2 separate regions of the Homo sapiens genome follow, and region 1 is linked to region 2. The links are chromatin loops, found by intact Hi-C in ENCODE. Cell type or tissue: HCT116. All regions are shown on one strand. Region 1 holds the start of MIR7107 (microRNA 7107). Region 2 overlaps LOC105378258 (a long non-coding RNA gene).

Region 1 (5,000 bases), 380 kb before region 2:
CGTGAGCCACCGCGCCCGGCCTGGTGATCTTTTTAATAAGCGTATGGCATGAGTCACCCCATGGCTGCTGGTGAGCTGGGGGCCTTGCCTTGCCTGGTGCTGAGGGGCCAGGAGTTTCACCCGCCAGTACAAATATCAATACTGTGCAAAAGGCAAATAACGTCTGTTATTCTGAAGACAGTTCTGACCTCCTAACCTTTCTGTAAAGGTCTTGGGAGCCCGCAGTCCATGGTCTGTGCCTTGAATACCCACTGGTGAGATGCAGCTTCATCTCATCCGCATGGATCTGGGCTGCGCTCACGCCCCTGCTCCTTTGGGGCTTTTCTGAATGTGAGGCCTTCCCTGACCTCCATATTTAAAATCAGCCCCCCTTCTGCCCCTCACTCCAGCCCTCTAATTTTTCCCCATGTCTCTGTCTCTAACATGCTCTGTCCATTTTGTCTGCCTCCCTCCACTAAAATGTAAGCTCTGGATGGCAGAGATTTTGAGCTGTCTTGTTCCTTGCTGTATCCCCAGCAATTAAGAGTAGTATCTGGCATGTGGAGGTAGTAGCCTGATACGTATTTCAATGAATGAGTGAGCGAATGTGCCTGGGCCACTTTCCGGGGGTCTCCTGGCAGGCCCAAGGGGAGCAGCTCATTGCCCTTGAACTGGCCCCCCTGGGGGTCCGTGCTCCCCACCCCTGATGACTTGTCTTGTTCTCCCTGGCTCCTCAGCCAGTGCTGCCCCACACCGCCGTGTGCCTTGTGTGTGGCGAGGCGGGGAAGGAAGACACGGTGGAAGAGGAGGAAGGCAAGTTTAACCTCATGCTCATGGAGTGCTCCATCTGCAATGAAATCATCCACCCTGGATGCCTTAAGGTGAGTGGCCCAGTGGGGACAGGTGGTGCTGACGCTCTGGGGCAGGTAGGGTTGCTGGAGATGCTGGTGAGATGGTGGGATGCAGGTCGTGCAGTGAATTCCTGGAGGACCCCTGAGTCTGGGTGATCCTGTGTGTCAAGGGATAAGCCCGGGGCAAGGAGGGCCTGGAGTACCTCAGAGACCCAGTGTCATCAAAGGAATAAACACACCCCCACCTCCCAGGATGTCAGAACCAGAGAGGGTTTCCAGAGCCTCAGCAGATGGCAAACACAGGCTGCTTGTTTGTAGCTGGGCCAGAGGAAGCGCCTCCAGGTGGCTCCAGGCTTCTGGGAGAACAAGGCCCCACACCACACTCCTTCCCCCAGCACCCAGTAGAGTCCTCTGCAGAGTCCTTTCTGCATGCCAGGCGCTGAGCTCATGGCTTTACCTGGGTCATACCCCCCCAGTGAGATGGGCACACTAACTTTTATGGCCGAGGGCACCAGCCCACAGAGACGGAGTGTCTTGCCCAGGGTCCCAGAGAAGCAAAGGGGCTCAGCCTCTGAACCCTGGCCTGGATCCACAGCTGCCCGTCTCTGCCAGCCTCTGCAGCTGTGTTTTCTTTTGCCTGGAAACGGGATAGATGTGACGTTGGGGAGGGGGTGCTGCTGCTTCTGGAAGACGTGGCGTCACAGAGCCTTGTGCCCGTGGGCCATCTTCTCCGCCCGTCCCTCTTCTGAGTCCTGGTGTTCCCCGCAGATTAAGGAGTCAGAGGGTGTGGTCAACGACGAGCTTCCAAACTGCTGGGAGTGTCCGAAGTGTAACCACGCCGGCAAGACCGGGAAAGTGAGTGCCGGGCTCCAAGTCCCAGGGTCAGTCGGGAGAGGGGCGGGCCTGGGCCTGGCCGGGACCAGCCTGTCCCAGGAGTTTCAGGCAGGTGGGTTGCCGTCGGCCTGGGGAGGAGGAAGGGCAAGTCCAAAGGTATACAGTTGGTCTGTTCATTCTCTCTTTTTGGCCTACAAGCAAAAGCGTGGCCCTGGCTTTAAGTACGCCTCCAACCTGCCCGGCTCCCTGCTCAAGGAGCAGAAGATGAACCGGGACAACAAGGAAGGGCAGGAACCTGCCAAGCGGAGGAGTGAGTGTGAGGAGGCGCCCCGGCGCAGGTCGGATGAGCACTCGAAGAAGGTGCCGCCGGACGGCCTTCTGCGCAGAAAGTCTGACGACGTGCACCTGAGGAAGAAGCGGAAATACGAGAAGCCCCAGGAGCTGAGTGGACGCAAGCGGGTACGGACCAGGAGGGGCTGGGAGGCAAAGGGGTTGGTCTGGCTGGTCCCGGGTGCTGGGTTGGAGGGATGGGGCAGGGGGTGGGCAGCAGGTAGAGCTTGGGATAATCCCGGCCTCTTGCTGCCCTGAGCAGGTCACCTAAGTCCTGAGAGCCCTGCCCCAAAGAAAGGAGGGGAAAACCAGCGAGTCACTCCTCTTCCCACTCCACCCCCCTTTAGGCCTCATCGCTTCAAACGTCCCCCGGTTCCTCCTCTCACCTCTCGCCGAGGCCCCCTCTAGGCAGCAGCCTCAGCCCCTGGTGGAGATCCAGTCTCACTTACTTCCAGCAGCAGGTGCTCCCACGACGCACGCCCTCCTGAGGCCCCGGGGACTGGCGAGTCCTGGGCTGTCCCCCACCCCACCCCGCTGGTCCTCCACCCCACTGCTGCCTCTCCTGAGGCTTCCCAGGTCTCGGCCCCAGATCTCTGGCTCGTGGTTCTGGCTTGGGGCCTGGGAAGCTGTCTGTGCCTAGAGCCTCTGTTGGTTGGGATGGAAGCTGTGAGTCCAGGGAACCTCTGAGGAGCCTGGTGGCCCTGCTCCACCCACGGGCCGTGCTGTCACCAGCCACAAGGTGGCGCCAGGAGTCTCTCCCAGCTCTAGCCATTCCTGCTGGGCCGGGGATTCCCACAGGGCTGTGCTCCAGAACTGGCTCCCAGAGCCGAGGATGATTTGAATGGGCGGCTGCACATCTCCAGGTCTGTGGGGTGGGAGGTCAGTTGGGTGGGAACAGTTCAACTGTACTCCTACTTCCAGCTTCTTCCTTGAAAGCTGCAGGCAGGGCTCGCCCGTCTGTCGGTCAGACGTGGAGATGGCATTTGTGGGGAAGGCCTCCCTCCAGCCCCTCCTCTGGAGACTGTGGACTCGTGGTGGGGTGGGGTGTCGAGGAGACCAAATCCCACGAGCCCGGGGAGCAAGCTCTGCGTCCTTTCTTTTTCGTGACAGCTCAAACCTGGCAAAGAAGATAAGCTTTTCAGGAAAAAGGTACCATCTTCCCCTCCCTCCTGTGCCCCAGGCCTGAGCGGTTAGAGCTGCACCGCAGCTCCCTGGGCCACAGTCCCGTGGCAGGGGGGCGGGAGGCCTTGGGCGGGCGCAGCCCTGAGCCCCAGAGGCTGACGCGTCTCCGCTCTCGCCCTCAGCGGCGGTCCTGGAAGAACGCCGAGGACCGCATGGCGCTGGCCAACAAGCCCCTCCGGCGCTTCAAGCAGGAACCCGAGGACGAACTGCCCGAGGCGCCCCCCAAGACCAGGGAGAGCGACCACTCCCGCTCCAGCTCCCCCACCGCGGGACCCAGCACCGAAGGGGCCGAGGGCCCGGAGGAGAAGAAGAAGGTGAAGATGCGCCGGAAGCGGCGGCTTCCCAACAAGGAGCTGAGCAGGGAGCTGAGCAAGGAGCTCAACCACGAGATCCAGAGGACGGAGAACAGCCTGGCCAACGAGAACCAGCAGCCCATCAAGTCGGAGCCTGAGAGCGAGGGCGAGGAGCCCAAGCGGCCCCCGGGCATCTGCGAGCGTCCCCACCGCTTCAGCAAGGGGCTCAACGGCACCCCCCGGGAGCTGCGGCACCAGCTGGGGCCCAGCCTGCGCAGCCCGCCCCGTGTCATCTCCCGGCCCCCACCCTCCGTGTCCCCGCCCAAGTGTATCCAGATGGAGCGCCATGTGATCCGGCCACCCCCCATCAGCCCCCCGCCTGACTCGCTACCCCTGGACGATGGGGCAGCCCACGTCATGCACAGGGAGGTGTGGATGGCCGTCTTCAGCTACCTCAGCCACCAAGACCTGTGTGTGTGCATGCGGGTCTGCAGGACCTGGAACCGCTGGTGAGCGGCGGCCTGTGTAGGGCTCTAGGTTAAGGCTCAGGCGGCACCAGGGATGGCCCGTGGTGTGTGGAGTCGCTGGCGATGCTCTTTCCTTCCAAACCCCAGTATGGCTTCATTGTGCTCCGCAAAGCGTTCCAGCTGGCTACAGCGGCCCCTCTGGTCTTGTCAGAGGAGGTGACCCCGTTTATTCCGATTTAGCTTCCTGGAGGGTGAAGTGAGGACCACGTGGAGTCCTTGGCTTCGGAGAGTTAGTCCAGGTTTCCAGCAAGGCTGCGAGTTGCAACTTCAGTCCAGCCGATATTTACCAGCTTTCTGGCCTTAGCTCTGCCTTACCCTCTTGGATGAACGGGCATGACGCCAGCTTCATGGGGGTTGTTTGGAGGAACGGCCGGTAGAGGGCGTTGTAAAGCCCATGGTAAATACTTGATGGAGGCCGGGCGCAGTGGCTCATGCCTGTAATCCTAGCGCTTTGCGGGCGGATCACTTGAAGTCAGGAGTTCAAGACCAGCCTGGCCAACAAGGTGAAACCTCATTTCTACTAAAAATAAAAAAATTAGCCGGGTGTGGTGGCGCACACCTGTAATCCCAGCTACTCGGGAGGCTGAGGCAGGAGAATAGCTTGAACCTGGGAGACGGAGGTTGTGGTGAGCAGAGATTGCACCACTACACACCAGCCTGGGAACAGAGCGAGACTCCGTCTTAATACATACATACATACTTGATGGAGAGTGGAGGCCATGGCTGTTAGAGCAGGTGGGAGGTGCCCGCGTGGGGGCAGGATAGGTGCTACATAGAGAAGGGTCCAGAGCGCTGAGTTAAGGAGCCTCCCAGAGGTTGTTAGGTGGGGACAGTTAAGAGCTGTGTGTGGGCTCCCTAGAGGAGCCCCACCTCTGACGATGTGTCCCCACGGGGCCGGTCCCCAGGTGCTGCGATAAGCGGTTGTGGACCCGCATTGACCTGAACCACTGCAAGTCTATCACACCCCTGATGCTGAGTGGCATCATCCGGCGACAGCCCGTCTC
Region 2 (5,000 bases):
CATTTATGTATTCTCCAAGCCTCGCCCAGTGCCCAGCACGTAGTAGGAGCTCAATAAATAATAAGTGCCTTGGGCAGTAAGATAATGTCGTGGGTAAACCTCTGGCATTTAGAATCAGAGAACCTGGGTTTGAATCACAGCTTGTCCACTTCTTTGGTGTGTGACTCTGGGCAGGCCACATCATCTTGCTGAGACTCGATTTCTTCATAATGTAACATGGTGTGAACCTGCATCACAGAGTCTTGTGGGGATTATGGGAACTAAACTGTGAAAAGAGGCTGGGTGTGGAGGCTCGCGACTCTAATCCCAGCACTTTGGGAGGTCAAGGCAGGCGGATCACTGGAGCCCAGGAGTTTGAGACCAGCCTGGGCAGCATAGCAAAACCCCATCTCTACAAAAAAAAAAAGTACAAAAATTAGCCAGGCTCAGTGATGCATACTTGTAGTCTCAGCTACTCAGGAGGCTGAGGTGGGAGAATCACTTGAGCCTGGGAGGTGAGGTTGCAGTGAGCCCAGATCATGCCACGCACTCCAGCCTGGGTGACAGAGCCAGATCCCATCTCAAAAAAAATAAAGAATAAAATAAACTGTGTAGAGAGCCTGGTATACACGAAGTGCTTGATAAGTATAGCTATTGGAGTTAATATCAATACCATAATGTCAAAGAGCCCTGGTAAACACTCTGGGCTCCTGTCTGCCTTCTGAAAAACAAGGATTAAGCAGATCCCCTCTGTCTCTTCTGTACTAGGATCCTAGGAACTACAAATGGTGATTGTTTTAGGTGGGTGTGGAGCATCATCTTGTGGAAGAGAGGAAAATTGACAAAAATGTCGCAGTTTCCTATTAAGAATATATATTGGAATTCACAGTTTTTAAAATATGAGTACATATACCAAAAATGCCCTAATGCAAGGTGATCCCCAAATCCAATCAATTTTTCCAATGGACTAATAACAAATATTTGCCAGGGAGAAAATAAAAATGTGTTTGAGAATCACATGGATCAATGGGGAAAAACATAAAAATAAATGAAAAATAAAAATATGTTGGCATAGCCCTAATTACATAAGCTTAAGGGAAATCAAATATGCACTTCCAATATTTCGTTAATTTATTTAGATACAGCTATACATTTGTATATGTTATGGGGTAATATACAAATATTACTCTTTTCCACTTTCAGTTTTCAAAAAGATTTTGTAACTCAAGCTCTTCACAGGCATCTCCCACTTAGTGGTTTTCCCTCTCCAAGGCAATTTTTGAATCTTCTAAGCCTGTGTTTCAGGGCTCAGTATTTTTTACTCTGTTAAGCAGAGTGAGAGACAGGCTGTCATGAATCTGGACATTTTTATTTTTAATTTTTTTTAGACAGGGTCTCATTCTGTTGCCCAGGCTGGAGTGCAGTGGTTTGATCACAGCTCACTGCAGCCTCGACTTCCCAGGCTCAGGTGATCCTCCCACTTCAGCCTCCCTAGTAGCTACGGGCACATGCCACATGCCCGGCTAATTTTTTTGTATATTTTGTAGAGATGGAGTTTTACTATGCTGCCCAGGCTGGAAATCTGGACATTCTTAACAAACCTCAGTGACATATTTATGCGTTGTTAGGGCATTTTTAAAATGCATCCTATAGGTGCATACTTATGGCCTCCACAGTATCAATGTGGGATTTACTTTCTTTCCTTTTTTTTTTTTTTTTTTTTTTTTTTTTTTTTTTTTGAGACAGTCTGGCTGGAGTGCAGTGATGCCATCTCGGCTCACTGCAACCTCCGCCTCTGGGGTCAAGTGATTTTCCTGCCTCAGCCTCCCAAGTAGCTGGGATTACAGGCGCCTGCCACCACGCCTGGCTAATTTTTTTGTATTTTTAGTAGAGACGAGGTTTCATCATGTTAGCCAGGCTGGTCTCAAACTCCTGGCCTCAAGCGATCCTCCCGCCTCGGCCTCCCAAAGTGCTGGATTACAGGCGAGAGCCACCGCGCCTGGTCGCTAGTTGAGATCTTTAAAAGCCAATGTGTCTACCACAAACTGTCAGTTTGCTCTTCAAAATGAAGTTCTTGAGAGAACAGCGCCCCCTAAAGACAATTTTTTAAAAGATTACCTCCTTCCTGTGGATTATTGGTGAGGGGATAGGGGAGACCTAAATATACGCAACAAAACAAGTAGTAAAGGGGTGAGTATGTCTTTGCTTTTAGAAAATAAAGAGTCAATCCCAGGCCCCAGGACTCCCGGGGCTCAGCCCAAGCCCCCATCCCCTCACCCCAAGGAGCCAGCACCTTCTGATTCCGGGGCAGACACTACTGAGTTCCCGTAGGGAGACAAGGTCTGCTCCTGCAGCAGGAAATAGGGGATGGAGAGGTGGGGGCAGCCCAGCTCCAGGACACCCTGGGAAACTCCCAGCCTGAGAACCTTCCTCTCAAGGAAGCCCAAGGGGCACTTGGCTCCATCTCCAGCCTTTTTTCCTGGCAACCTCAAATGGAAAGAGAAAATTCCTCTTTCAAAGCTCAGCAAATTTTCTGTTTCCAATTAAAACAAAACAAAACAAAACAAAAAAACCCAAACAAACAAAACAAAGTTCAGTTTCAGTTTCCATTCTCAGCCGGCAGGAGAGATGGCTGCTGAACTAAGGCAGCCCAGCAGAGGGAGGCTCAGCTGATGCCTGGAGGGCCCCCTAGCCCTCTCTGCACCCTAAAAAGAGGAAAGTAAGCTTAGTGATTCTTCCGTCGGTGGCTCACGCCTGTAATCCCAGCACTTTGGGAGCCCAAGGCGGGCAGATCACCTGAGGTCAGGAGTTTGAGACCAGCCTGGCCAACATGGTGAAACCCCGTTTCTACTAAAAATACCAAAAATACCAAAAATTAGCCGGGCGTGGTGTCAGGTGCCTGTAATCCCAGCTACACAGGAGGCTGAGGTGGGAGAATCCCTTGAACCCGGGAGGCAGAGGTTGCGGTGAGCTGAGATCACGCCATGGGTGACAGAGCAAGACTCTGTATCAAAAAAAAAAAAAAAAAGAAAGAAAAAGGGCAGCTAACTCTCTCTCTAACCCACACCATCTCCCTGCCCTTCTGCAGTTCTGTGGCCTACTGGACAAAGGCTGGGAGTTGCCCCTTACAGGGCTGGGCAGAAGCAGAGACGATTCATTCCTGGTCCCACAGAGATGGCAGGCTTCCAGGACCTGTATGACACCCCTGGGGACAGGCTGGATGTCTTCATAAAACATCCTTCCAGTCTGCCTTCGTAAAACAGCCTCCAGCCCCAGGGAGACTGGAAGGATGAAGTGAAGGATGCCGGGCATTGAACTGAGCAGTTCTTGAGGGATCAGTTCTTCTATAATGAGCTGATTCTGGACCAGGAAGTCAGGGTGCTGAAGATGGCAAAGGTGAGCACTCAGGAACCCCCGGGGTTCAAATCCCAGCTCTGCCCTGTGGGACTGTGGGGCTGTGGGATAGGTAAGGGATGAGTTATTTTGTCTCTCTGAGCATCGGTCTCTTCCTCTCTAAAACCGGTTTCTAATGAACAATAAATGGGATAAAGCATAGAAAAGTGCTCTTAAGCAGTAAACTATTCTACAAATCTGGATGATGATGATGATGATGATGATGATGATGATGATGATTTGGGATCCAGCTCTCTAAGTGCCAGGGAATCAAGTGGACTATGGGTAGCAGGTTTGTATAAAATTTATGCCTTTTGGCCAGGCACAGTGGCTCACACCTGTAATCCCAGCACTTTGGGACGCTGAGTGGGGAGGATCACTTGAACCCAGGAGTTCAAGGCCAGCCTGGGCAACATTGCAAGACCTCATCTCAATTATTTAAAATTTTAAACTTTTTTATATATTATTTAAAAAAAATTTTTAAAGAAATTAAAATAAAATTTATGCCTTTTGTTTCCTCTTTAACCAGCCCCACTTAACCCCTAAAGTCATCAAGATCATCTATATTTTCCTTCTAAAATGGCACTGACTGGCCGGGCGCGGTGGCTCACGCCTGTAATCTCGGTACTTTGGGAGGCCAAGGCAGGCGGAACACGAGGTCAGGAGATCGAGACCATCCTGGCTAACATGGTGAAACCCCGTCTCTACTATAAAAATACAAAAAAAAACTTAGTCAGGTGTGGTGGCAGGCGCCTGTAATCCCAGCTACTCGGGAGGCTGAGGCAGGAGAATGGTGTGAACCCGGGAGGCAGAGCTTGCAGTGAGCTGAGATCACGCCACTCCAGCCTGGGTGACAGAGTGAGACTCGATCTCAAAAAAAAAAAAAAAAAGTAAAAAAATAAAATGGCGCTGACTGATTTTGTTAGAAACTACCTAGCAATTAGGTAATATCAGAGGGTACTCTCTGGGTTCAGAGGGTTTGTTAGAGGCTGACCATGGAATCAAATACGTATTTATAGCATGGTTTCCCCTGGGAAAGTACTAAACTATAGTTCAACTTTTAACATATCACCCTAAATCAAAAATGCCTTAACCATAAATCTAGATTTGGTTTATTTTGCTAGAATGAAAGACATCTAACATTATCTTAAGCAAATCAGACTTCACCTGGGAGTGGCAATGGCTGCCGAGAATACGACTGAAAAGGAAGGAAATGCAGCTTTAATGAATCTTCAGGCCAGGCACAGTGGTTCTCGCCTGTAATCCCGGCACTTTGAGAAGCCAATGTAGGCAGATTGCTTGAGCCCAGGAGCTCAAGACCAGCCTGGGCAACATCACGAAAACTTGTCTCTACAAAAAGCACAAAAAAATTAGCCAGGTATGGTAGCATCCACCTGTGGTCCCAGCTACTCGGGAGGCTGAGGTGGGAGGATCACTTGAGGCCAGGAGGTCGAGGCTGCAGTGAGCTGTGGTCATGCCGCTGCACTGTAGCCTGGGTGACAGTGTCTCAAAAAAAGAATCTTTAAATACGGAGTCGAAGGCAAATAATCAGGAGTGTTACTAGCAAACCCTGAGCTTCAAAACAGAAATTCGAGCTTCCATGGTTGCTTAAAAAGATACAACTTTGC

What was found. Hi-C counts contacts between places; a loop is a spot of excess contacts. Peaks named below come from ENCODE experiments on the same cell type or tissue, not always from the same donor. Only the 100,000 strongest peaks of a DNase experiment are listed, where the experiment ranks them.
Region 1: it touches region 2 in a loop (9-fold over the local background); 7 of 110 quality-filtered maps call a loop at or near these places.

The regions. Positions count from the first base shown.
Region 1 is chr12:121,441,135-121,446,134 of GRCh38, reverse strand. It overlaps KDM2B (lysine demethylase 2B), which reads left to right. Exons shown (of 23, transcript NM_032590.5): 14 at 717-860; 15 at 1,599-1,685; 16 at 1,863-2,123; 17 at 2,342-2,455; 18 at 3,105-3,143; 19 at 3,299-3,978; 20 at 4,902-5,000. MIR7107 (microRNA 7107) reads left to right here and starts at 1,783; the gene lies at 1,783-1,862. In HCT116, CTCF peaks have their summits at 2,713 (motif pointing right) and 4,375 (motif pointing right); DNase peaks (open chromatin) are centred at 2,754 and 4,368.
Region 2 is chr12:121,057,824-121,062,823 of GRCh38, reverse strand. It overlaps LOC105378258 (a long non-coding RNA gene), which reads left to right. Exons shown (of 4, transcript XR_007063492.1): 4 at 3,068-3,534. It also overlaps the pseudogene OASL2P. Among named protein-coding and RNA genes, the nearest start is that of OASL, 21 kb to the right of the region's middle. RefSeq lists enhancers at 2,243-2,422, 2,443-2,612, 2,733-2,822. In HCT116, CTCF peaks have their summits at 775 and 2,096; DNase peaks (open chromatin) are centred at 783 and 2,043; H3K4me3 peaks cover 1,079 bases; H3K27ac peaks cover 448 bases.